Regions from separate parts of the Homo sapiens genome. Here all the other regions are linked to region 1. Evidence: chromatin contacts called from ENCODE Hi-C or POLR2A ChIA-PET data. All regions are on one chromosome and are shown on one strand. The core of a region is the stretch at or near the end of the contact, and the rest is flanking DNA. Distances in the headings are between cores, read along the strand shown. Region 1 holds the start of ZNF292 (zinc finger protein 292). Region 2 overlaps RNGTT (RNA guanylyltransferase and 5'-phosphatase). Region 3 holds the start of NT5E (5'-nucleotidase ecto). Region 4 overlaps RNGTT (RNA guanylyltransferase and 5'-phosphatase). Region 5 overlaps RNGTT (RNA guanylyltransferase and 5'-phosphatase). Region 6 has its middle 330 kb from the start of CNR1. Region 7 holds the start of CNR1 (cannabinoid receptor 1).

Region 1 (3,483 bases), core at 349-2,848:
CAAATAATTTGTGACAATAAAGTGCATACAGCAACGGAGATTCTTTTGTATGTGATCACGTATCCCCGACATAATAAAGAAAATATTTCAATATTTGGAAGCTAAAAAATAAGTGAAAATGTAATCTACTCAGCTAAAATGGTCAACCATTGTTCTACGTTAAGATCAGTATTTTTCCAAAACGAATTCTCTGTAATGATACACTCACAAGTTAACTCTAAATATGACCTGTGTAAATTGTGTCTTCTTTTTCCTCCTCAAGACAATCAAATCAAAGTCTTCACCAGAGCCAGCAACACTACCTTGAAATTTTAAACCTAAGTGTAAGGCTCGTAATGAAGTGCAAATGTAGTCCCAAACTCTCCGATTTTCACCATGGATGAAATGATTTTCATCACTAGCAAACAGTGTTATTAACATTCCAAATTCTGGTTAGAATGCAGTCACTGGTGAGCAGTGCCCTTGGGCAAGCAAAGAAAAGATTTGAAACTACCCAAAGCACAGATCCACATGAACCTCAGTCTTCTCCCACTTCATCAGGAAGCCAAATAGGAAGGACTCCAAGAAACAGGGGTGAGGGGGTGATCGGGACAGAAAGGATAGTGGAAATCATACTCCTCGAAGGGCGAAAGCAAATGAGAAACGGACTCTGGAAAAACCGCCCCAAAAGGACACTCAACCTGAGACAGATGTACAGGCACAGCTCCTCTACACTAAGGAGATAAAGCTTTACCACAGAAGTGATGCACCAAGCAAGCAAGTATGGGCAGGAGGGGACAACCTCCGCCAAGCACCCCCTCCCGAACGTCTAGCTCAACTAGAAGGGGTCGGCGGGGACTGCTCCTCCGAACATCAACAAAGGCCCCTTCAGTCCTAAGGCGAAACTCGAACAACAAAGGCCCGGAGACAGCCAGGACAGGGCCGGGGCTGGGGGGCGGGACGGATGAAAGCAGGGGAAGGCAAAGGAATCAAACCAGTGGGGGCGGAGGCCCGTCGGAGTGGGAAGCAGAGGCGCAGAGGCGGGAGGCGCGGTAATCCCCAGTGCACAATAAAAGGAGGAGGAGGAAGAGAACCTGGCCTCCATTCTCCTACTCTCTCCAATCCGCACCGTGTACATTTCCTCAGCCGCGGGGACCGCGCAGTCCCGAGTTCAGGGAAGGAAAGGGGAGGGGGGATTTTCCGCCTTGACCGCAACTCCCTTCCCCCAGCCAGGAGCTGCAGACGACAACAACCGCCACAACTGCAGCCACACAAAGGCGCCTTCCTTCTACTCCCGCTCCCACCCAGGCGGAGGCGCCGATGATGCCAAGGAAGCGGCGACCACCTCTCGGCCGCCTAGCGCTCGCTCGCCCTCTTCCCCCTCTAGCTGGGGAAAGGGGGAGGGGACCACCGGGCGCCCTCACCTGGCACAGCTGCTGACAGTAGTCGGTGGCCGCTTCCACGGCCGGTACCCGGCTCTCCCGCAGCTGTAGCTCCAGCTCCTGGAGCCGCTCGCCCAGGCGCTGCAGCTCCGCGACGCAGCCGCCTTCGCCGCAACTCAACCTCTCCTGCTCGGCCTCTTCGTCCGCCATCTTCACACCCCGCTCCGTCGCGTACGCACCTGGGTCACGTGATAACACAATGCCACGTTCGGCGGGGTCACGTGCCGGGCGCGCTTGCACGGCGCCGAGCACGTACAAAGGGCCCGATGGGGAAGATATGGGGGTGGGGAGAGTGGCGCGAGAGAGCCCGAGGGAGGTGAAGGCAAGGGGAAAGGAGAAGGGCGGGGTTGGGGCGGTGCGGAAAACGGCGGTTTACTTACCCCGAGCGGGAAGTGGGCAGCAGCGGCCGAAAGGGGCGGGCTGGTGAAGGCCTGCTCTCGGTCACGTGGGCGCCGCGACGGGAAAAAGCCTAGGGAGGGGCGACCCTCTCCGGCGTCCCGATCCCGGCGTGGCTTTCCCCAGTCCACGAAGTCTTCTACGGACATATCCTCCTGTTCCCCAAGAGGATGGCACAGGGAGAGTTCTGAGTGGTCTCGGGCAATGGCTGCATTTGCTGTTGGCCTGTAAGCAGGCCAGAAGCAGAGGAAGAGAGAGAAGGTAAAACCCGCCCATGGACCGCAAGCGTGAGAGCCAAGGCAGGACTATGAACTGTCAAAATTGTCTCTGACTTCTCACCAGGCCGGAGAGGAGGGATCTAGTGCGTGAGGTACCAGATCTCGTCTCACTTGACTCTCCTCCTCTTCAGCACCAAGAACGCCTGTCCCCTGGAAACACATTCTCTAGGGGGTGGAGGCAACAAAGGAAAAGAACAATTGGGTCAGAGCAGAATGAGGTTCAATCCTCAGTCTGGAGAACGGAGCAAATTCATGAAAAGCATAGTTTAAAAGAAGTCAGAATATGAACAGACCAGATGACTTTTAAACCACGAAAACATTTCTAGAATAAGTGATAACTAACTACTCTGTTTCACCGTGATTTAGACTCTACTACACTCTACAGAAATCACCAACAATGACAACAGGCTATATATGAAAGCTATTGAAAAGAAAGTAGGTCAAGGAAAAAAAAAACACCAATAAGGACTCCATTAAAAATCATAACGGAGGAGAGGAAATTGATGCTAAAATAAAACAATATTGTCGAGAATTATTATAAATATCTACAGCATTTTTTTTTCCTAATGCTACAAATAGAGGTAGCATTCTGAACCACATTTTACTTACAAGCTGAAAAGAATTAATACTTGGCACTTGAACAAAAGAGTAGAAGAGGTGCTACAAAAATCCAAGAGCTTAACCCTAAAGTTCTTAATAAAACTAATATTTTTTTTACCGTTAGAGCATTAGACAAAAGACCTATCTCTCTTGCAACTGAATAGTCTACAGAAATTTAGAAACAATGATATTGATGAGGCACCCAGTCTTTTCATTTACTCTGAGTGAAGTATATTTTTTTAGTACAAGGATCTAAAATAAAAATACTTCCCATTGTGGGCAGCGTCCTCTTCAAAAGATTTCTAGTAATTAATGGAAAGTGTTCTACATACTATGTTGTCCAGAATAAATGTTTTATAACGCATCAGTGATGGTGATGTTTTTAAAGCGGCATTATATAAGGTGACCAGGCACAGTTAAACCCCTTATGAAAAACAGTATCAGTTAATATTACATATTAACAAGGTAGAATCTTCAAATGTTTAATCTTCAAATGTTTACTCATGGAAGAGACTGGGAAGTACATTCAAAGGCTGAGAAGAGAGGATATAATAGTATCACTGAGTTGAAAAAGGAACAATTAAGGCAGCTAATGATTTTTAATATTTTCAGTTCACTTTCCCAAGTTAAGTATTTTAGATACCCAAACCAGGTTTCACCAGTTTATGTTATCTTAGGATTCCAGTGAAAAAATGCAAAAAGGGAAATATGAGGTTAGCCAAATGTACCCGTAAATCCAAGGTAAGGTATCACAGGTTAGCAAGCTCATTTCCACTTCAAGTATAATG
Region 2 (3,483 bases), core at 363-2,862, 1.7 Mb before region 1:
TTAGTATAGTATCACTCTGGCTTTCAGCCCAGATTTAATGTTGCTGCTATTTTTGCTGGCAGGTGAGCTTCCTTGGACTCATTTTATTTTAGTAACATTTTTGAATTTAGAAATTTAATTTTTAAAATACTTTTGCATGGGCAGAAAACTAAATTTTGTCTCCCTATGAATTATCTAGAATGGCATTTAGGTCTTTTACATCTTATGTCAGCCTGATAGAATGTAAACTACTGGCTAGAGTTGCAGGATATAATATATAACTAGAACAAATCAAATTGCTGCATAAATTACAGCCTTTAAGCAGCTGAACTTTGAGACTGCTCTATGATGTGGCCTTGGTAGTTGCCTTAATGTTATGAGTCCATAATATATTTATTTTTATAGTCTCAGTAGTATTAGCTGTTGAAATTGGTGCTTCTAGGATTTCTCCTGGTACTTTTATGTGAACTTGAACAAAGACTAGTAGCAACCAGTTAATTTCTAATAGTTTGATTCATTAAGAATTACTTACTAGTGTTAAAAGGAAAATAAAAATGGAGGTCACAGTTTAGATAGATCCCAAGGCCAACTGCCTATAACCCTGTAACCCAAACTCAAGTCATTCTGATTCCCCTGAAACACTATCTCTACTTATAAAAGAACCACAAAGCATGAGGTTTACATCTTTGCCAGCATGATTCAGTGAAATTAAACCAATCAGCTATAGACAAATATAAACAGCTCCACTTGCATTAGAATAATGTTAGTGTCTAATGGCCAGTCACGAAAAAGGTCAAAATACTTTCTCCTTTATAAACTGCTATAACTCCTGTGAGGAAGCTTCTTATGACTTGAAGTTTCAGATCTCAATCTGTACTTTTTGCATGACAGTGAGCTTTAAAATTTTTCCTAACTTGATCTAATTTTATGTTTGATACCAGTAAATGGAGAAATTACAACTCTCTTAAAACATTTGGTGCACTTAGATACGGTTTTGTTATTTAGATTTTTCCTTTGTGCATGAAGCAATATTAAATAAAATCAAGCATCATCATGTTGTACATCTTCTACATGTGTTTTTAATTCTCTTTCTTAAAAATACCTTAATTGTGTTATTAGCACATTTCTAAATTTAAAATAATGGGTGATCTTTATAGTAAAATATTTATGGTAAAGTATAATGCCTGTGTTAAAAGTAAATTTATTTCAAGTTTCTTGTAGATTATTAAAATCCCTTTCAGTAAAATTTTTTTCTGAAAATGTTCATTGTTCTATAGAAATAACATGAGAGTATGAAAAAGATGGTGCTTGCTTTAAAGGAAATTCCTAATTTCTGACAAGTTTTAAATGGCTGCTGTTTTGACTACACACTCAGAGCTGCCAAATACAATATTTTGATATGTGGTCAATTTCAATGGCAGTAAAGTTTTAAAAGGAAAAAGAGTTTGTGTGTATTTAAGAAAAGAAAATTGAAGATGTGGTTCATGCCCTAAAATAGGTCAAAATCTAATGAACAATATGAAGTATAATTGCATATAAATGACATGACATAGACTCTAATAATGTGGGAGTTCTTAGGAGGATGATGAGTGAAGGATGAGTAACAGGGGTGAGGGGAGCAATGTGAAGAAAGTCATGAGGTAGAAACAGCCTGAGCTGGACCGACCTGATTAATAATTGATATAAATCCACAATCTTTGTAAGCTCTTACAGTTAAGGCAGTTAGGTGCTTATGAGAAAATTGTTACACTGGTGGCTGCATAAACCCTTTGTTTATATTTTGAAGCATGTCAGAGTTTTAATGATTGCTAAGCCATAAGCTTCTGATTTAAACTTTGACTATGATGTCAACTCCCACTCCTTGAATTGTTCTTAGGAGGCTATTAAAATGGGAGATCCTTTATCTCAATCTTCTTGAAGTTTAGGACCACCTGATTTGCTGAGTCAGTTGGTTAGCCCCATAGCCTTTGAGGCCTTAAAAGAGCTGTTTTTTTTTTTTTGGAAATCAGGTAAAGAGTGTGGTAAGAGACTATTTTCCATAGTGATACAGAAGGCAGGGAAATGAACACTCTGAGGAATAGTTGCTGTGGCAGTGGAAGAGGAAGCACTTCACCTACTTATGTGACTGGAGGAAGAAAAAGGTTGTGATGGCACAGAAAGCTAAGCCTAAGGGGCTTTCCCAGCCGGAGGCACAGGAAAACCCTATAGTAATTCTCTCCCAGTCATCCTTCCCAACACTTTATTTCCCATTTTCAGTATAATTAAAAGACTGTTAGGTGAACCTTTTTTGGGACTTAGTGAAAATTTTACTCAAAGTAGCTTACTTTTAGCATTCATTCAATGAGTCTAGCCAATAGTGAATTTCAAAGGTTGCATAATATAAAATGTGAAAATTAGAAGACTGATTAGAATTAACTTGTGATCATACTTAGTTTTTCTTTTCTTCTTCTTCTAGTACTCTTTGCTCTTTTTAATCCTAGTTAGGATCAAAACAAGCACATTTCTATAGCTAAGAAGAGAAAATCTATTGAATATAACTTTTGGACAGATTCTTCAGTGAAAACTTTTTTTTTCAGATTAAAAGAATTTTTAAAATTCTTTTGCTTTTTTTGGACATCTGCTGTCAGGCTTTCCATTTTCATTCTCTCTCTCTCTTTTTCTTTTTTGAGATGGAGTCTTTCTCTGTTGCCCAGGTTAGAGTGCAGTGCCATGATCTCGGCTCACTGCAACCTCTGCCCCCCAGGTTCAAGCGATTCTTGTGCCTCGGCCTCTTGAGTAGCTGAGACTACAGGTGTGTGCCACCATGCCTAGCTAATTTTTGTATTTTTAGTAGAGATGGGGATTCACCATGTTGGCCGGGCTGGTCTCAAACTCCTGACCTCAGGTAATCTGCCTGCCTTGGCTTCCCAAAGTGCTGGGATTACAGGTGTGAGCCACCATGCCTGGCCCTGGCTTTTCTATTTTCTTTTGCAATTTGAGTGTTAAGGGTGGCTTGAGGTTATTTAGTCTAGTGCTTCTCACAATTCTATGTGTATGTGAATCACCTGGAAATCTTGTTAAAATGCTAATTCTGATTCAGAAAGTCTAGGCTGGGGCCCAAGATTCTGCATTTTTGACAAGTTTCCAGGAGATGCTAATGCTATTGGTCCAGGGACCACATTGTAAGTAGCAAGAATTGACTCCGTTTTCTCAGGTTATAGATGAGGATATCAAAGCTAGAGAGACCAAGTGGTTTTTACAAGGTCCCATACCTAGTTAGTAAGGGTGGACTTTTAATTTTTAATCCGATAAAGTCATATTTTTCAGCATAAGGAAATACTTAAAACCAAGAGAAATCTTCCTCTTCCCCTAAATAGATGGCAGCTCATTTGTTAAACCAACTTTATTCAATTTGAATCTTTAAGATGTGTCTTAAGATTTTCTCTTCCATCCTTATTGCTTTTGAAGATTTGAAGAAAAATAAATAAATGGATACATTGATTTATTTGAATGTGTCTGTATCCA
Region 3 (3,483 bases), core at 553-3,052, 1.7 Mb after region 1:
TGGGGGGTTGGGGAGGGACCTTTAAAACCAAACAATGGTGCCCTCTTATCATCTTTTCCTGTCCTCCTTTCTCCAAGTTTCCAGAGGGGAAAATAAAACCAAACAAACCCCTCAGCATTGTGCTCTCCTGACCTCTAAGCTCTTCTCATATAAAGTGTACTGTTAGCCTTCTGTATCCCAGCCTAATCACACTTCCCTTTCCCTTCCACACTTGTGGACTTCACAGATTTCTCTGGACGTTTCTCTGGAGATTTCTCAGTTCTTCCTCTTCCAAAGCTCTTTTTTCTTCTCCCAAGTTTCTCCACAGTCTTGCTGAATCCCTTTACTCAAGGCTTTTACACAGGGTTAAATTTGGGTGGTGGTTTTATTTTTTTTTTAACCACCATATATACATCTTGGTTGTACTTATTTATTACTGTGCAACCACCTCTGCTCCCTTTCTAGAATTTAGTGCAATAGAAAAGGCATTACCTTTAACCTAACATTTGGGACTTTGAACTAAACTTTTGCACATGTTTTAAGAGCCCATTATCTCTTAAGTTGGACTCTTCCTAAATCTCTGCCGCCAAACCTACTTTATTGAAATCCTTTGAAACCCAAGTCTTTCCACATTTTGGCTCTCTCTGAAGTTTCTTTCTTTCTTTCTCTTTCTTTCTTTCTTTCCTTTTCTTAACCCTATATTATAGTGTCTGGTAATAACAACATATATAGACACCACACTATGTGTCTGGTAATAATATAGAGACCACACTATGTGCACTATGTACAATTATAATCCTTATTTTTATACAGGATAGAACTGAGGCAAGAAAGAGTAAATAACTTGCTCAAGGTCACATAGAAGGTAATTGAACAGAGAATCTACCCCAAAGCTGTGAGCTTAATTACTCTCAAGCTCCGGGGTCAAAGAGATCTGGTGTCCATTCTTATCACGTCTCCCTTTTTGCGGGGATGGTGCCTGTTAATTTATTCAGCTTCTTCGACGCGGTTTCCCTTTCAATAAGATTGAGATAAAGCATTTTTCGAAAGATCTAGATTGAGATAAAGCATTCTTTGAAAGATCTAGCAGTAAATGAGAGCTGCGTGAGGGATCCGATTCAGTCCCTAGCTCTGGATAACTGTCAGTGCTTCTACGCACCCCACCTTAAGCCCCTCGCAGGCAGGACTGGGTCCTGCTCCTCTAAATACTCCCATCTCATAGTGGGGGCGCAATAACGTCCGTTTAAGACGAATCGTCCAAGGGACTTCTATGCATCCAGCTGGCACACTGGCCGGAGTCTCACTTTATCCCCACATCTCTCCGCGCCCTGGACCTAGGCTTGCCACACTCTGCCATCCGCTGCTTTTCCAGCCCGGCTCCTCTCTCAGTCCGGGACTACTATCCCGGGCGCGGGCTCGGGTCTTACCATGGCATCGTAGCGCAGGGCGTTCATGAAGTGCGCCACCTCGGCGCCCTTGTACACGGTGAACCAGATAGTGCCCTGGTACTGGTCGCCGGCGTCCAGCAGCAGCACGTTGGGTTCGGCGCGGCGGATCTGCTGAACCTTGGTGAAGAGCCGAGCCACGCCACCCATGCAGCGGCTGGCGTTGACGCACTTGCTGGAGTCCTCGCTGGTCTGCTCCAGCCGGCTGTGCACGTCGTTGGTGTGCAAAATCGTAAGCTCCCAGGCGCCAGCCGCAGGCCACAGCACCGCGCCCAGGGCGAGGAGTAGCGTCGCGGGCGCCCGCGCGGCTCGGGGACACATAGCTGTGGCGCGTGAACTGGGTGCGAAAGCGGGCGAGCCGGGCGAGTGCCGGCGAGTAGGGGCGAGCAGCTAGGGCCGGGGCTCGGTGCCCCGGCTGGAGGGGCGGGGCCCGGGTCAAGGCCGGGGCGGGTCCTTCTTCAGCCTGGAGGCCGGCTTGGCGGCCAGGCGCAAGTTCGCGACGTCACCCGATCCGACCCTGGTACCCGGAGCGGCCCTGGCGCGGCTGTCGGCTGGCACCAGCTCCCTGCAGGAAGAGTGGAGAGGTTGTTCCCGGCGGGGAGCGGGTACCGGCCGCATCCCGGCCGGACCAGGGAGCCTGGGCGCCGGCAGTTCGGCTGCTGGTGCGCCGCTCTTTCGGGGGCGCGAGGAAGGAATTGGAGGGGTCCGCCCCGCGCCTGGGTCCTCTCTGAGTCTCGCCTCATTCGAGGCACGGGTTTTTCTACAAAAGGAATGTATGGTTTGTGGTTGCGCTAGCTCATCACTTCAAAGAACCAAAGAAGGAAAAGAGAGGGGGCGGGAAGAAAGATGAGCGAGCTGAGGGGCAGAGAGGAGGAGTAAAGAGAGGCCGGGCAGAGGAGCTCCTTGCAGTTTCGGGCTGTGAGAGCCGAAGCTCACTGAGATGTGACGCTTCCTGTTGGGTTGAGAACGCACGAAGTCTACGATGCTTAGACAAAAAAATCTCAGAAACTAAGAAATCATTCGAATCCAGTTCCTTGTTTATTCACAATTAAAACCTTAGTGATAAAACAGAGGCGACGCGCGGACAGCTCCTGGAAGCAGAAACACGATTGGGGTAAAATCCGGCAGCTATCAGGACGGGAAGGGATGCTGCCCTTCTTTGCTTTTCTGGTCTTATTTTATTTTATTTTATTTTTATTTTGTCGCGTGTGCTTTCGGTGTCGCAGTGAAGTCATAGCCAAATACAATGTTAGGAAGATTTTCCTCTATGTTTTCTCCTAAGAGTTTTATAATTTAAACTCTTAGACCTTTAATCCATTTTGAGTTAATTTTCATATGTGGTATGAGTCCACATTTACTCTTTTTCATGTGGATATCCAGTTTTCTTAGTACCATTTGTTGAAAAGACATTCTGTGCCCGTTTTTAAGACATTGACCTGAGGTTCGGAGATTGTAAATCATTTGCCAAGAAAGGCCATGCAGTTTGGGAGCAGCAGTGCCTGGGGCTACAGAAGACCCTTGCTTCTGGGACACCCTCTAATGTCATGCTTTGCAAGGTTTTGCTCTGTCCCTCTTTGAGCACCTGCTAGAAGCAGGTAAAAGAACTGGTAGTTTTGCTGTTTTAACTTAAAAAAAGAATGATTTTAGACTTACAGAAAAGTTGCAAAGGTAATAAAGGGAGTTCCCACATACCCATCACCCATATTGCCTTATGTTAACAGCTTATATAACCAATGAAACTAAAAACTTAACAGTGATACGAAACTATTAACTGTGTTACTGATTTTATTTTAATTTCACCAACTGTTCCACTAATGTCCGTTTTCTATTCCAGGACCCAATTCAGGATACCATATTGCAGTTAGTTTTCCTGTGTTCTTAGCCTCCTCTAATCTGTGACAGTTTCTCAGTCAGTTGTCTTCAAAAACCTTGACACTTTTGAACAGTACTGGTTTCTGTATACTATCCCTCAGTTTGGGTTTGTCTGATGTTTTCTCATGATTGGACTGAAGCTGTGGATGTTTAGGAAGAATGCTACAGAGATTATGTGCCTTTCTCA
Region 4 (3,483 bases), core at 675-3,174, 1.5 Mb before region 1:
TTCCTGGAGCCCCCATTCCCTTGTCCTTTCAGGGGGACCCCTCTAATAGCTGCAGCTAGTAGGTCAGCATTTCACCGGGTTGGCATTCACCTTCTTTGCGGCTCTCTCTGCGGCTTGCTGCATCTGTATTTACAAACACTTGGTTGGCTATTTCCAGTAATTGGCGACGTATTCATACCTGCAAACCCAGCCCGTTTCTTCAGCTTTCTCCTAATATCCTCTGCGCTTTGACTAACTAAGGCCATGTTAATCATGCGCTGATTTTCAGGGCTGTCTGGGTCAAAGGGAGTGTACATGCGATAGGCCTCACACAGTCTCTCATAAAATTGCACTGGACTTTCTTGCTTTCCTTGGATAACCTCGGAGACCTTGTTTACGTTTGTGGCCTTTTGGGCTCCTCTCCTCAACCCTTCTAAGAGTGCTTCCCTATACCGCATTAGCCTTTGCATACCCTCTGTCTCGTTTGGATCCTATTAAGGGTCAGTTCCTGGTAGCTGGATCCTCACATACTCTTGGGGGTTCTGATAATCAGCTGGAACATGCTCTTCCAGCCACTTAGTTGCTACCTCGAGCACTCTCCTCCCTCATCCGTGTTAAAGAGGTACATGAGCAACTGGTGGCAATCAGCCCAAGTGGGGTTATGAGTTTGGATAATAGTTTGGAGCAAGTCAATCAGAGCTTGCAGCTTTTCTGTATAGGATGGGATGTTATTTTTCCAGTTGAGGAGATCGGCAGAGGTAAAAGGTTGGTACACAAAGGCACCCCTACCATATGCCCCTCCTCATTTACCCCAGTATACCGTTGCTCTCTTAGGGGCATTTGTGTCCCAGTTTTAGGTTGCAAGCAAGCTGCCAAGGGAGGGGTTTCTCCCAAGCTTCATATCCTCTTTTGTCTATTTTAGGTGGCCTTGGGGTGTGCACACCTTGCAGAGGCTCAGGGGCTGTGGGCTTCGATGTGGGGAGCCTCTCTTCTTGGTAAGGAGGGGCACCATTGGTGCCATTTCTGCCATGCATCCTCTGATGTGGGGTCGGACAGAACCGTAGGAGCTGACTTCCCTCGGCGGGTGGAGCAAGACTTTTCCTTGGCTATCTGTCCCTTTGCTACTAGTACTGCTGCAGCCTGTCCTCTTAGCCACTGTGAGGGGTCTAAAACTAGCTGCAACCAAGTATCTATGTATGGTAACTGGTCTGGGTGTCCTGATTTATCAGTTACTTTGTGCCATACCTTTGAAACTAGGGACCTGTCTAGGCTTCCTTCTGATGGCCATCTCACCTCTAATGCTGGATAGTCTATCTCACATAAAGCCTTAAGCTTTCCAGGTGTCATAGCAATTCCATAGTCCCCATTGAATCCTTTCTTGAAATTCTTTAACATAGTTCCTAACAGGGTAGGCTTACTTTGTATTTTACACATTTTCCTCTCTCAGGAGACAAAACAACACTCTTACCACAAAGGGGGAAGGGAAAAAGGGGCAAAAGGTCACTCACTCACCAAGCAATTCACACTAAAATCAAAGTATGGATAAGGAATTACTCATTCATCAAGCAATTTGAGCCAAGTCAGAGCCGAAATCATAGCCAGAACAGTTCAAATCCAAAAGTCAATAGTGAAATCTAAACCAAAACAGTTCAAATCTAGTCAAAATGAAAACCAAAACCAAAGTGCCAAGAAAGCCATGCTGTGGGTGATCAGCCCACACTTCCACTCAGATGGAGTGGGCCAGTTCCAAGGCCAGTCTTACCATGTTCCAGATGTCCAGACTCCAATCGCCGATTCCTTCCCGGTGTTCAACCGCTGTGTTAATTCTCCACGGGGGTCTGCCGCACACTGCTGTGGCAAGGCATTTGACCAGGGCAATTGCCTACGCGAGAGTGCTCCCAGGATCTGCTTTGCTTAAGCTCGCCGGAGTCCTCCCCAGGGATGCTCCACAGGGCAGGCCTAAGCCGCCTAAGAGGCTGCCTCAACTGTCCACTAATCACCTCGCTTCCAGGTCAGGGAACCAAGAAATGTAGCAGGAATGGTTGCAGACAAAACCTCTCGGACACTGGTTTTATGAAGGAAGAGGCTTTAATCAGCTGGGAGCATTGGTAGACTCGCATCTCATGATCTGAGCTCCCCAAAGTAAAGATTCCTGTCCCTTTTAAGGGCTTACAACTCTGAGGGGTCCATGTGAAAGGGTCATGATACATTGTGCAAGTGGGGGCTACGTGACTGAGAGCTACATGCATCAGTGATGGGGGCTAGCAGAACAGAACAGAAAGTTTCAGAAGTCTTCCTCATACAATGTCTGGAATCCACAAGCGGTTAGGTCAGGAGTTGATGTTTAACTACCAGGCACGGTTCTTGGCACCAAGCCATCTGGCTATTGATCTCACTTCTTCTTTTAACCTTTTGCTTTCTCATGAAATAGGAGACAATGGGAGAGGTGGTCTACTTCCTTAAAGGTGTGTTTCCTCTATGCCGATTTTGCCTAGGGTTGTAATCACAAGGAATGCTAGATTTTGTCAAATGCTTTTTCTGGATCCATTGATATGGTTTTTGTTTTTAATTCTGTTTATGTGGTGTATCACATTTATTAACTTGCATATGTTAAACCAACCCTGCATCTCTGGTATGAAAGCCACTTGAAAGTGATGTATTACCTTTTAAATATGCTGTTGGATTCAGTTACACAGTATTTTGTTGAGGATTTTTTGCATCTGTGTTCATCAGAGATATTGGTCTATAGTTTTCTTTTTTGTTATGTCCTTCCCTGGTTTTAATATTAGGGCAATAATGGTTTCAGGGAATGATTTAGGGAGGATTCCCTCTTTATCTTTTGGAATAGTTTCAGTAGGATTGGTACCAACTCTTTGAATATGTGATAGAATTTAGCTGTGAATCCATCTGGTCCTGGACTTTTTTTGTTGGCAATTTTTTTTATTACTATATCAATCTCACTACTTGTTATTGGTCTGTTCAGAGTTTCTGTTTCTTCCTGGTTTAATCTAGGAGGGTTGTATATTTCCAGGAATTTATCCCTCTCCTCTAGGTTTTCTAGTTTGTGTGCCTGAAGTTATTCATAGTAGCATTGAATGATTTTTTTGTATTTCTGTGGTATCAGTTGTAGTATCTCCCATTTCATTTCTACTTGAGCTTGTTTGATTCTTCTCTCTTTCTTCTTTTTTGGTTAATCTCACTAACGGTCTGTCAATTTTTTTTAACCTTTTCAAGGAACCAGCATTTCGTTTTATTTATCTTTTGTATTGCTTTTTGTTTGTTTCAATTTCGTTTAGTTCTGCTCTGATCTTTGTTATTTCTTTTCTGCAGGGTTTGGGTTTGGTTTGTTGTTGTTTCTCTAGTTTCTTGGGGTGCGAGTTTAGATTGTCTGTTTGTGCTCTTTCAGACTTTTTGATGTAGGCGTTTAATGCTATGAACTTTCCTCTTAGTACCGCTTTTGCTGTATCCCAGAGGTTTTGATAGGTTGTGTCACTATCATCATTC
Region 5 (3,483 bases), core at 548-3,047, 1.5 Mb before region 1:
CCTGGACATCCTTGTTAACTTTCTGTCTCGTTGATCTGTCTAATGTTGACAGTGGGGTGTTAAAGTCTCCCATTATTATTGTGTGGAGATTTTTCAGTTTGTGATGGTGTGAAAGTAATATACATTCAGTAGAACTGTGCTTTCCGTGCCCATACAATCGTTCTTTCCCTTTCAGTACTATATTCAGTAAACTATATGAGACATTCAACACTTTGTTATAAAATAGGATTTATGCTCTCTTTTGTGTGTGTCCTTTTTTTTTCAGACCTGGTCAACAGGAAGTATAAATTAGGGTTTATATTAGATGATTTTTTTTCCCAAATGTAAGCTAATGTAAGTGTCTTAAGCACACTTAAGGTAGGCTATGCTAAGCTGTGAGGTTAGGTAGGTTAGGTGTATTAAATGCATTTTTGACTTAATGATATTTTCAACTTACAGTGGGCTAAGCAGGATGTAACTGTATTGTAAGTCAAGGCGCATTTGTACTTCCCTTTTGGAAATAATAATCTTTGACATTATTTTCAAGGTTAGACATTTGCGTTGAGATCAAAGATAATTTTTTCAAACTTAGCTCTGGCATAAACAATTACATGACTTTAATTGTACTAGGTATAGAAGAAAAAGTATTTTTATAAATAGGCAAAATAAATCATTTTTATTGAGCACATATTATGTGCCTAAGACATATTATACCTTCTAGTGTTTATAGCAGTCTTACTAAGTAAATATTGCTTTTATTTTCATGTGAGAAAATGGAAACTCAGAGAGGTTAAATAACTTGCCCATGGTCATAAATTCAGCAAATGATGGAATTGAGATTAGAACTCAGGTTTTTCTGCCTTTCCAACCCCACCCTTTTTGTTCTTATGACACTGTTCTTGTATAAATATTGCTGACTTACATTTGAGAATGTCAGGTATTTCACGGGAGCCAGCACATGCAAGAGTGCATTTTAAAGAAGAACCTCTATAGAAATGTCAGACTGTATATACTTACTTCAGTTATCCAACATCATCATTTAATGAAGTATTTTCCCTGTAGCTTTTTAAAGCAAGCATTTATGTAAAATTTTCCCTTTGATATGTTAGAAGTATCCCTACCTTCTTAAAGTGTTCTGTAATTTATATAACATTTATTTGGGGTATCATATTAGGCTCTTGCTGTGTGCTTTAATAAGGCAGTGGCCTCAGGATTTGTTAAATGTCCTTAAGTCAGTTACTGCCTTGAAAAGTGGTCCATGATTAGTATATTTTTGTAGTTAGTGATTTGCTGTCAGCTGTCATTTCTCAAGGTCAAATTCTGGCAGTTCCTTGCATCCTATTATATACATCCATAAGCTTTGACCTGTGAGCCTAAAGGTATCTCTACACCCTCCTGGAGAAAGATATAGTACTTTGATTCACTGACATTACATTCCTATTTTCTCTCTCTCTCTCTCTCTCTCAAATGACAAGGTAGCTAATTCTTCTGTGTGTTCCTTAAGGCACTATTAACACTCTAGTAGTGCCAGTGTTTGTATGTTTAAAAGACCTACAGACTTACTTTTTATTTCTTTTAAATACATATACTTCTCCTGTGATCGTAAATATTTGAATGTGATGCTACTGTATACTGGCTGTGTATGTGTGAATACAGCCAAGATGACAAAAAGCAGCTGCAGTTATGCTCAGAAAGAGTGTTGTTTCATTTACAGTGGTTTCTTTTCTTCAATGAGTCTGCTGCCTTTACTCAAAAATCTCCCTTTCTTCACTGTGGCAGCAGCTGGAGTCTTTGTTACTGTCACTCACAGCCATACCAAGTGATGAAAAACAGGTTTGAAACTTAAAATACTTCTCTTTCCAACTTAGCTTGTACTCATTGTAAATTCAAGTCTCTCCACCCAAATGACTGAATCAGTTCTGCTTTCTATTTTGTCTGTCAGTGCTTTACTGGAATTTTCACTTTTGTCTTAGCAGTAATAGTGTAGTGTGATTTATAATCCACATTCCTCTATTAAGTCATTCTGCAGATTTAGATCCTTTGCTTGTCTCTACAGCACGGAGCTCATCTGTGGTACCTGAGTGTTTATGGTATATAATCATGCTTACAGTATATTTCAGCTTCACCATGGTTATTTTTTTTTTTTTTTTTTTTTAAGACAGAGTCTCACTCTGTTGCCCAAGCTAGAGTGCAGTGGCGCCATCTCAGCTCACTGCAACCTCCGCCTCATGGGTTCAAGTGATTCTCCTGCCTCAGCTTCCTGAGTAGCTGGGATTACAGGCGCCCGCCACCGTGCCTGGCTAATTTTTGTATTTTTAGTAGAGACAGGGTTTCACTATCTTGGCCACTCTGGTCTCAGACTCCTGACCTTGTGATCCACCCGCCTTGGCCTCCCAAAGTACTGGGATTACAGGCATGAGCCACCGCACCCGGCCGGTCGTCTTAACACAGCAGTATTAATATGAACTGGGAGCTTTTTATCCAACTGGAAACATGGTAATGGCAGATTCTAGGGAGTCTCATAGAAGAAATACATTATTAGGTATGAAAATAACCCAAGCAGCTTATTATACTATGCAGAGGAATCTCTTAAAGAATAGTTTCATCTACTTCTTTCCATTAATAGGGACCTTATCCAAATTTTTATTTTGGGAGCTTACAACATAAATATATAGTGTTAAGTTCTCCTGAATATACATGTAATACATATTCAGAAATAGGTGAACTGTAATGTCACAGCTTTGTCATGGTCATTTGTAACTGGAATAATAATATGCAGATGACTCTTAATTCTTCACCTCTAATCCTCAATCCTCATTCTTTTTTAAAACCTCAGTTTTGAATCTTCAGCTGCCTACTGGGCAGTTAAATTGACAATTTCAACATCACCTCAGATCCAGTTATTTTTGTTGCTCTTTTTTTTTTTTCTTTTCTTTTTTTTTTTTTTGAGACAAGGTCTCACTCTGTCACCCAGGCTGGAGTGCAGTGGTGTGATCATAGTTCACTGCACTATCTCCCAGGCTCAAGAGATCTTCCTACCTTAGCCTCTCGAGTAGCTGGGACTACAGGCACATGCCACCATGCCTGGATTTTTTTTTTTTTTTTTTGTAGAGACAGGGTCTCGGTATGCTGCCTATGTTGGTCTCAAACTCCTGAGCTGAAGTTATCCTCCCACCTTGGCCTCCCAAAGTGCTGGGATTACAGGCATGAGCCACTGCACTGGCCTTTATTGCTCGATAAATGACATTTAATTAATACCTACCACATGTTATGCATCATTCACTCATTAAACTGACATTCATTAAGCATCTTTATGTGCCAAGTACTTTGATAGGCACTGGGATTCAAGTGGTGAATAAGACTGAAATGGTCCCTGCCTTTATGGAGTTTAATGTCTACAGCATAGGGGCTGCTAATTGAATAAATACTTCAGGATTGACTAATACAATGATAAGGAAAATAAGGGGACTCTTCAGATGGAGAGCAAGGGTAGCTAGCCCTGTC
Region 6 (3,483 bases), core at 443-2,942, 1.3 Mb before region 1:
ATTAATAGATACTGTCAGATTACTTTTTCAAAATTCTGACATAATCACATTCCCACCCTTAGTGGAAGGAAGTGCCTGTTCCCCTGCATCCCAGTCAGCACTAACTGTTATTGCTCTCTTACATTTTGAAGTGGTAAATGGTGTCTTCTTGTGGTTTTACTTTGTATTTATCTGACCACCAGTGATGCTGAGCATCTTTTAATATGTTTATCGGCTATTTGCATTTTCTCTTCTGTGAGTTGCTTGTTCATATCCCCTGCCTGTTTTTTCCTCCTGGATTTTTGGGTTGTTTTCTATCAATTTGTAGGGACTTTTTTTGTGTACAGTCAGTGTTCTGTATCCTCGGGTTCCACATCTGCAGATGCAACCAACCATGATTAGAAAGTATTCCAAAAACTAAAAAAGAAAAAAATGACAAGACAAGAATAAAAAAAATCTAAATAAAAAACAATAGAGTATAACAACTATTTACACAGCATTTACATTATATTAGGTATTAGAAGTAATCAACAGATGATTTAAAGTATACAAGAGGATGTATGTAGGTTATATGCAAATACTATGCTATTTTATAGAAGGGACTTCAGCAATCCTTGGGAACCTGGAACTAATCCCCCACAGATACTGAGGGAGAATATATTAGCAATATTAAAGTTTTATTTGTAATGAATATTTTTCCAATCTCTTATTTGTTTCTGTACTTTGTTTATAACTTTTCCTAAATGAATTTGAATTTTTTTGCTGTCAAATATATCTTTTCATGTATGGTTTCTGAGCTTCCTGGCTTTATTAAAGAGTTCTTCTCCACTCTTTCTGTAAAGGGCCAAATAGTAAGTATGTCAGGTTTTATGGACCATGTCGTCTCTGTCCCACCTATTCACTTCTACCATTATAGCTTGAAAGCCACCAGAGACAAAAGAAATGAATGAGGCTGTGTTTCAAGAAAACCTTACTTATAAAAGCAAGTGGTGGGCTGGGCGTGGTGGCTCATGCCTGTAATTCCAGCATTTTGGGAGGCCAAGGCAGGTGGATTACTTGAGGTCAGAAGTTGAGAGCAGCCTGGCCAACATGGTGAAACTCCTTCTCTACTAAAAATACAAAAATTAGCTGAGTGTGGTGGCACGTGCCTGTAATCCCAGCTATTCAGCAGGCTGAGGCAGGAGAATAACTTAAACCCAGGAGGCAGAGGTTACAGTGAGCTGAGACCACACCACTGCACTCCAGCCTGGGCAACAGAGCAAAACTCCGTCTCAAAAAAAAGCAAGCGGTGTCCTGCTGGTTGTAGTTTGTTGACCCTTGTGTTGAAGTGAAAGTCAAATGATGAAATCCTTTGTTCAAATCCTCTGAAGTTTCTCTATCTCACTTAGATGAGTACAAGCCAAAATTATACCCCATTTCACCCTCACTACCTCTCTGACTTCATCTTCTACAGCTCTCCCCTTGGTCAATCTGCTTTAACTGCCATAGCCTCTCTTTGTTCCTTGTACCCACCAGACAAACCCCAAGCCAGGCTCTCTCTCTCTCTTTGCACTTATTTTTCCCACTGCTTAGGATGCTCTTTCCCCAGATATTTGGGTAAATATTTTCCTTATTTTCTTCTGGATTTAGCTCAAATTTCAGCATATCAGGATGTCCTTCCCCAGCCACCTATTTAAAATTTAACCCCCTGTTCTGCCACATACTTTCTGTTCCTCTTTCCTGTTTTTTTCTTTTTAACTCCCCACTAATACTGTATAGTTTACTTACTTATAATGTTGATCATTTCCTCTCTTAAAATATAAGTTTCACAGGGGCAAGAATTTTCATCTGTTTTGTGTCCTCAGCACTTAGAAGAGTGTTTGGCATATAGTAATTTTTGTTGAATAATTGAATATACATAATAGAGAGGGAGAACTGAAGATACATATATATATAGAGAGAGGGAGAGAGAGAGAAGCAGGGGGTGATATCAGGAGGAAGGTCCTTGAGAATGAGAGATAACCAGCTTTTAGGGGAGCAGGGACACTTCTTCATTGGAGTAAGAGATAAAAGGGGTGCCTGGGCAGTTTCGTCTATACCAGGGCTTCTCAGCCTTGGCACTATTGACATTCTGGGCTAGATAGTCCTTTGTAGTTGGGGGCTGTCTGTTGTAGGATATTTAGCAGCATGCCTGGCTAAGATATCCCAGTAGTAGCCACCTCCTCCAGTTGTGACAATCAAAAATGTCTCTAGACATTGCTGGATGTCCCCTGGGGAGAACAATTTCCCTTGGTTGAGAACCACTGGTTTCTTTATTTAGACTGTGAAGGGGGACTTTTTAGTGATGACTCTTATTCCCTCAATTACGTATAAGATGCGGTCTTCAGATGAGAGTTTGGGGGGAAGGAGTAAGAGGTTTGAAGAAAGAGAAGCTATGTAGTGGTGGCCTCAGAGTGGGAAAAGGCAATGGTGAATAAGAAATAGGCTTGCCTCCTTCCTGGCCCTGAGGAACATGAAGTGGGGTGAAAAATAGCCTCTTTGTCAGAGGGCTGCAGGGGAGGCATGCTTGGTGGACAACCATTCAGAAATTAGGTTTCTGATCACAGACTAAGAGTTTTACAGAGCTCAGGGAAAACATTGGGGAGGGAGGGGTGTTGGATGGGATTAGGCTTGTTCAGTATAGTGTGGGGGCTGAGAGATCCATATAACTGCTAATGGGAAGCCTTGGGTTTCTGAAGGGGACTGATATACAGTAGGCTGGGACTAGTCCTGAGAGCCTGATGGAAGGTTGGGAAGCTATCAGATCAGTGTCATAGTCCTGAGTACTTTACTTGAATGTGCAGTAAGCCTCCTGGAGGAGAGGTGGCCAGCCCTTCCATGCTTTCATTACTAATGAGGATGGAATTATTGTTTCTGTTTCCATTTCAAATCGGTCACTGCTAGTCTAGGGAAAAGCTTCACAGTTTTGTATATTTATCTTATCTTTAGCCTCTTTGCCAAATTCTCTTATTAATTCTAATAGTTTTAATGAAGTTTATTAGTTTTTTAGTTAAGCAATTATACCATCTGTAAATAAGTTTCACACTTTTAATGTGACCAATACCAACTGAGGCCCACTGTATAAAACTCATTCCTGAGACCCTTTTCAGCCCCCCAGCTTAGTCTCCCGTTCATGGTTAAAGCAGTTATTCTGTTCAGCCACTGGATGGCAGTGACTCAGCATATCTGTGATACTTGGTTGGTTTGTAGGTTTGTGGAGATATTAGCTGCGCAAACTTTATTCCCAATAGAAAAAAAAAATCTATTTCTAGCAAATTCAAAAAAATTTAGAACCAGTCAACTTTCAGCTAGCTGTAAATATGTATCTACAGATTATCTTATATCAAAGCAACACAAATGAGTTCTTGCTCATTAAAAGGCCTTTCTGTTCTTATGGTTCTTTAGCAAGTCCAATAACTTTAAGGATCATTTACAGTGGGAAAGATCTTTATATTTCAGGAATTCCTTCTTCATAAGCTGGGCTTA
Region 7 (3,483 bases), core at 563-3,062, 1.0 Mb before region 1:
CAGCAGGGTTAAGGCTCAGCACTAATCCCACATCTACTATCTATCTCCCAGTCATTCTTCCATCTATCGATGGGTCCATCAGAACTTTATTGATAACCTTTTCTAACCACCCACCTAGTAGGACTTAATCATTTCAGCGGTGGACTCTCTCTCTCAATGGAGTCAAATGGTCATTTGCTTGACGGAAATACTTCTAGTCTAAAGCAGTCTAGGGGGATTTTCAAAAACTGCACTAGTGCTCTGCGGGAAGCCTTTGTACGATTTGGCCTGACGTTTCCAAAACGGTTTTACAGCCTTCCCTCCTCCAGGACCTTGAACTCAACAATCTTCCTTCTTTCCCTGAGAGGCTCGCTTTCACAGATTCTCACCACGTAGTTCAAATATAGGGTCCAGATATAGTACGGTTGCTGTTGGGGTCTGATCAGGGGCGGGAAGACCTGGAGGTCGGTAAAACGGAGCGGTGCGGGATGATGTCTGGGAACACCGGCAAGGTGTCATAAAATGAACGCCAAGGCGGCCACAAGAGGACGGCCGGGAACCGAACCCAGCGCCCAGCACGGGGCCCTTGTGGCCGACGTGACGTGGCTCCGTCAGGTGGAAACCGTGCGATCCTCTCCCGATCCAACTCACGAGAGATAAAGATGTCTAAATAACCACGACCGCCGCCGCACACCCTGCAGGGCCCCGGGGGCGGAGGGGAGGGGAGCGCCTCCTCGGCAGAAGCGGCGGCCCAGGCTTGTTTGGAGGTTCGCAATTCACCATGATAAATGTAAAGACCAATTAAGGTTTGATCCGTGCACACAGGAGGCAGACGGCGGCTGATAGTGGAAACAATTAACGAGCATGTCCCCTAATTCCTGCCGCGGCTGCTGAGCACACCGCGGCTCCCCAGGCGCCCGCCGCTGCCGCCCCCGAGTCCCAGAGCCCCCAGTCCGGCCCTGGAGTGGGGCGTCCTCCTCCAGCGAAAAGGTGCGAGGAGCGGGGCCCCGGGTGGCCGGGGAGGGGGCGCGCCGGGCCGGGAGGCGCGGAGCCAGCCGCCTACGGAGCCCAACTGTTTGCATCGGGGACCGGCGGGCGGGGCGCGCCCGAGTGGTCTCGCCGGGAAAGGGCGGCGGGCGCTGGAGAAGGCGCCTGGCGCGAAGCTGGGCGGCGCCCCGAGGGCGGAGGACAGGTGGCCGCGCGACCGCAGCCAGGTAGCGAACGGCTCGGGGGCTGCGCAGCGCGGTCCCAAAGCTCAGCCCGGCCCCGGGCCCAGCTCGCTGCCGCCTGCCACGGGAGCGGCCTTGCGCGGAGGGAGGGGGCGCGAGACCGCACCCCCGGGCCCGGCGCGCCTCGGCCTCTGGGCTCCCGCTCCCCTTCCCCTTCCGGCTCAGCCCGCTGCCCCAGACGTGACCCCCGCGGAAGGTGTTGGCGATGCGCGCTGCCCGGGAGCGTGTGATTAATGGCCCCGAGGTCGTGGGCGGCGCATGCACCAGCCCCTTCTTGGCCTGGTCAGGGTGTGAGGGTATCCGGGAGCACAGCGAGGTCATGGCAGCGGGGGCCTCCGGGAGCGCGGCGGCGGAGGAGGAGGAGGAAGAGGAGAAGTAGGTGACGCGGGCCGAAGAGGCTTGTCCCCTCTGGCCCCAGGGCTGGCGCCGCGGCGGGTCCCCCGCCCCAAGCAAAGTTTGGGGCTACGGGCGCTGCGCTCAGGTCCCTCCCCGCGCAGTTCCCTCGGCGGGGTCTGTGCCGCCGCCGCTGCCAGGGCAGGACAAAGGCTCATTAACACGTGATGGGACCGCGCTTCATAAATGGGACTGGAGCGAGAGGGAGCCAGAGACAGCGCGAGCGGAGGGAGCGGCAGGGACTGCGCGAGCGGGACGAGGCGACGGGCGCCCGGGCTGGCGGAGACGGGCGGCCCCACGCCGGGCCAGGCGGGGCTCGCGGGAGGACCCAGTGAAGAGCCTGGGAAGGGGCGAGGCTCGCCGGCGGTCGGAGCAGCGGGGCGCCAGTCCCGGTCGCTGTCGCGGGCGGGCGCTGGAGACCGGGACGCCGGCGCTCGGACGGACTGACTTGCTGACCGCCCGCCGGAGGCACACCCCACTCCACCCCACCCCGCCTCGCCAGCAGCCCGGCGCCGGCGCCGCCTCCCGCACGCTACTCCCTCTGCCACCCCTTCCTTCTCCACTTCTTTTCCGCCTCCGCCTCTTCTTGTCTCCCGCGGCGCCAGCGCCTTCCCTTGGCCCGGGCGGGGGCCTCGGCTCCCTGCAGAGCTCTCCGTAGTCAGTGGGGGATATTTCGTTCTAGCGGACAACCAGCCCCTGAGCTGGGCGAGAGGTGCCAAGGGAGCTTCTGTCCCGAGGACCAGGGGATGCGAAGGGTAAGACCTGGCAGAGTTGCGTTTGGAAATACTTTTTCCGCCTCCCGCCCCCTCGGGTACGACCAGTGTGGTCCCCAAGTGTCCTTCGTGGAGTTCTTATTCCGTGTGAGCGAATCGTGCGTCGGTGTTTACTTAGCTGTATGGCCCCAGCCTGTTAACTGTGATCTGTTCTACTTCTGGAGATTTCTACCATTTACTATTTATTGAATGTGTGTGCACCTGGCTCTGTATGCACTGATGTCTGTTTGTAGAAAATGGGTAATTGTGCATGTTTGAAAAACGGGCGCTTGAGTTGGTGCTGAATGCCTATAAACCATGTTAGCAGCTAAGTCTTCCCAGGGAAATACATCGATCTCTGCTGCAAGCCTAGAAACTGACTAATGTAAAATAGTAAATGTCATATAAAGAGATGTATGTCAAATAATAAACTTTTGATAAAAAGCTACAGGAACCACTTCTCTTTGAGGAAAAACAAATGTCCATGTAACTAATACCTAAAATTGAATGTTGATGGAACCGTTTAACTCAGAACTAGCTGTTAGATGACTAAAGTTAATGTTGCATTTTTAAAAGACATTTCTTGTTAAGGCTTACAAATCATAAACGGATCACCTCTCAAATAAAAATATGTTTGCTGTAATAGACATGAGAAACTGTCATTTGGTCATTTGGAAGTTTAAAAGCAACATGCATGTTTCTGATTTTAATAGATTGTCTCTCAGATATTTAAAATTGAACAGATAAAAAAACAAAAGAAATGTTTAGTAACGTATTAATCATTTTGCCTCCCATCTTTTTTTATTTTCCTCCAAATAAGTGCTATTCTTGCCTTTGTTGTTGATTTCCTGATATAGTAAGCCTCCTCGGGCATGTAATCCAATAAGAGATTAGAACAGATTTACTGGTTTTAAAGGTGTTGAAAGATATCTCTGTGGGTCCCATAACTTCTCCTCATTTTTATTACCAAGTTAATATCTTTTGAACAATGGGGGAAATGCAATTTCTTAGAGGAAGCTTAGCGGACACTGAGTATTAGTGGGGTCACCACTGACATCAATCTATTTTGCAGAATATTGAGAAGCTCAGAGCAACCAACCTTTAAGGTTCCCATAGGACTTTATGTGATT

What was found. A loop is a pair of places that touch in the nucleus more often than their neighbours do. ChIA-PET counts read pairs that join two places held with the same protein, here RNA polymerase II (POLR2A). Pooled maps may share reads with other maps.
Region 2: a loop to region 1 is called in a map of CD14-positive monocyte, with 4 times the contacts of the local background. The contact joins the enhancer-like site here to the promoter of ZNF292 in region 1. A Hi-C loop is called at or near these places in 2 of 168 maps with a recorded cell type or tissue (CD14-positive monocyte and chondrocyte), 3 of 37 single-sample maps with no recorded cell type and 3 of 50 pooled maps.
Region 3: a pooled map shows a loop between it and region 1 (6-fold over the local background). The contact joins the promoter of NT5E here to the promoter of ZNF292 in region 1. A Hi-C loop is called at or near these places in 2 of 50 pooled maps.
Region 4: a loop to region 1 is called in a pooled map, with 4 times the contacts of the local background. The contact joins the enhancer-like site here to the promoter of ZNF292 in region 1. A Hi-C loop is called at or near these places in 2 of 37 single-sample maps with no recorded cell type and 3 of 50 pooled maps. POLR2A ChIA-PET finds 5 or more read pairs at or near these places in 1 of 52 experiments (BJ).
Region 5: a loop to region 1 is called in a pooled map, with 4 times the contacts of the local background. The contact joins the enhancer-like site here to the promoter of ZNF292 in region 1. A Hi-C loop is called at or near these places in 3 of 37 single-sample maps with no recorded cell type and 3 of 50 pooled maps. POLR2A ChIA-PET finds 5 or more read pairs at or near these places in 1 of 52 experiments (BJ).
Region 6: a loop to region 1 is called in a pooled map, with 10 times the contacts of the local background. The contact joins the enhancer-like site here to the promoter of ZNF292 in region 1. A Hi-C loop is called at or near these places in 2 of 37 single-sample maps with no recorded cell type and 4 of 50 pooled maps.
Region 7: a loop to region 1 is called in a pooled map, with 4 times the contacts of the local background. The contact joins the promoter of CNR1 here to the promoter of ZNF292 in region 1. A Hi-C loop is called at or near these places in 2 of 168 maps with a recorded cell type or tissue (B cell and OCI-LY7), 11 of 37 single-sample maps with no recorded cell type and 6 of 50 pooled maps. POLR2A ChIA-PET finds 5 or more read pairs at or near these places in 1 of 52 experiments (HEK293).

The regions. Positions count from the first base shown.
Region 1 is chr6:87,153,680-87,157,162 of GRCh38, reverse strand. ZNF292 (zinc finger protein 292) reads right to left here and starts at 1,598. Exons shown (of 8, transcript NM_015021.3): 1 at 1,404-1,598. The coding sequence starts at 1,571. It overlaps LOC124901355 (translation initiation factor IF-2-like), which reads left to right and starts at 1,916. Exons shown (of 2, transcript XM_047419630.1): 1 at 1,916-2,187. RefSeq lists enhancers at 172-779, 1,291-1,630, 1,901-2,060.
Region 2 is chr6:88,866,645-88,870,127 of GRCh38, reverse strand. All of the region lies in intron 8 of RNGTT (RNA guanylyltransferase and 5'-phosphatase), which reads left to right. Among named protein-coding and RNA genes, the nearest start is that of RNGTT, 95 kb to the left of the region's middle. Within about 2 kb of position 1,612, at least 3 of the 41 ENCODE cell types and tissues checked have a DNase peak (open chromatin) inside an H3K27ac peak, as active enhancers do.
Region 3 is chr6:85,448,402-85,451,884 of GRCh38, reverse strand. NT5E (5'-nucleotidase ecto) reads right to left here and starts at 1,802. Exons shown (of 9, transcript NM_002526.4): 1 at 1,407-1,802. The coding sequence starts at 1,745. RefSeq lists a silencer at 1,740-2,009.
Region 4 is chr6:88,661,117-88,664,599 of GRCh38, reverse strand. The region is part of intron 14 of RNGTT (RNA guanylyltransferase and 5'-phosphatase); the gene reads left to right. Among named protein-coding and RNA genes, the nearest start is that of RNGTT, 300 kb to the left of the region's middle. Within about 2 kb of position 1,924, at least 2 of the 41 ENCODE cell types and tissues checked have a DNase peak (open chromatin) inside an H3K27ac peak, as active enhancers do.
Region 5 is chr6:88,639,990-88,643,472 of GRCh38, reverse strand. All of the region lies in intron 14 of RNGTT (RNA guanylyltransferase and 5'-phosphatase), which reads left to right. Among named protein-coding and RNA genes, the nearest start is that of RNGTT, 320 kb to the left of the region's middle. Within about 2 kb of position 1,797, at least 3 of the 41 ENCODE cell types and tissues checked have a DNase peak (open chromatin) inside an H3K27ac peak, as active enhancers do.
Region 6 is chr6:88,492,705-88,496,187 of GRCh38, reverse strand. No RefSeq gene overlaps it. Among named protein-coding and RNA genes, the nearest start is that of CNR1, 330 kb to the right of the region's middle. Within about 2 kb of position 1,692, at least 2 of the 41 ENCODE cell types and tissues checked have a DNase peak (open chromatin) inside an H3K27ac peak, as active enhancers do.
Region 7 is chr6:88,164,676-88,168,158 of GRCh38, reverse strand. It overlaps CNR1 (cannabinoid receptor 1), which reads left to right and starts at 1,812. Exons shown (of 2, transcript NM_016083.6): 1 at 1,812-2,356. RefSeq lists silencers at 686-885, 956-1,395, 1,456-2,135.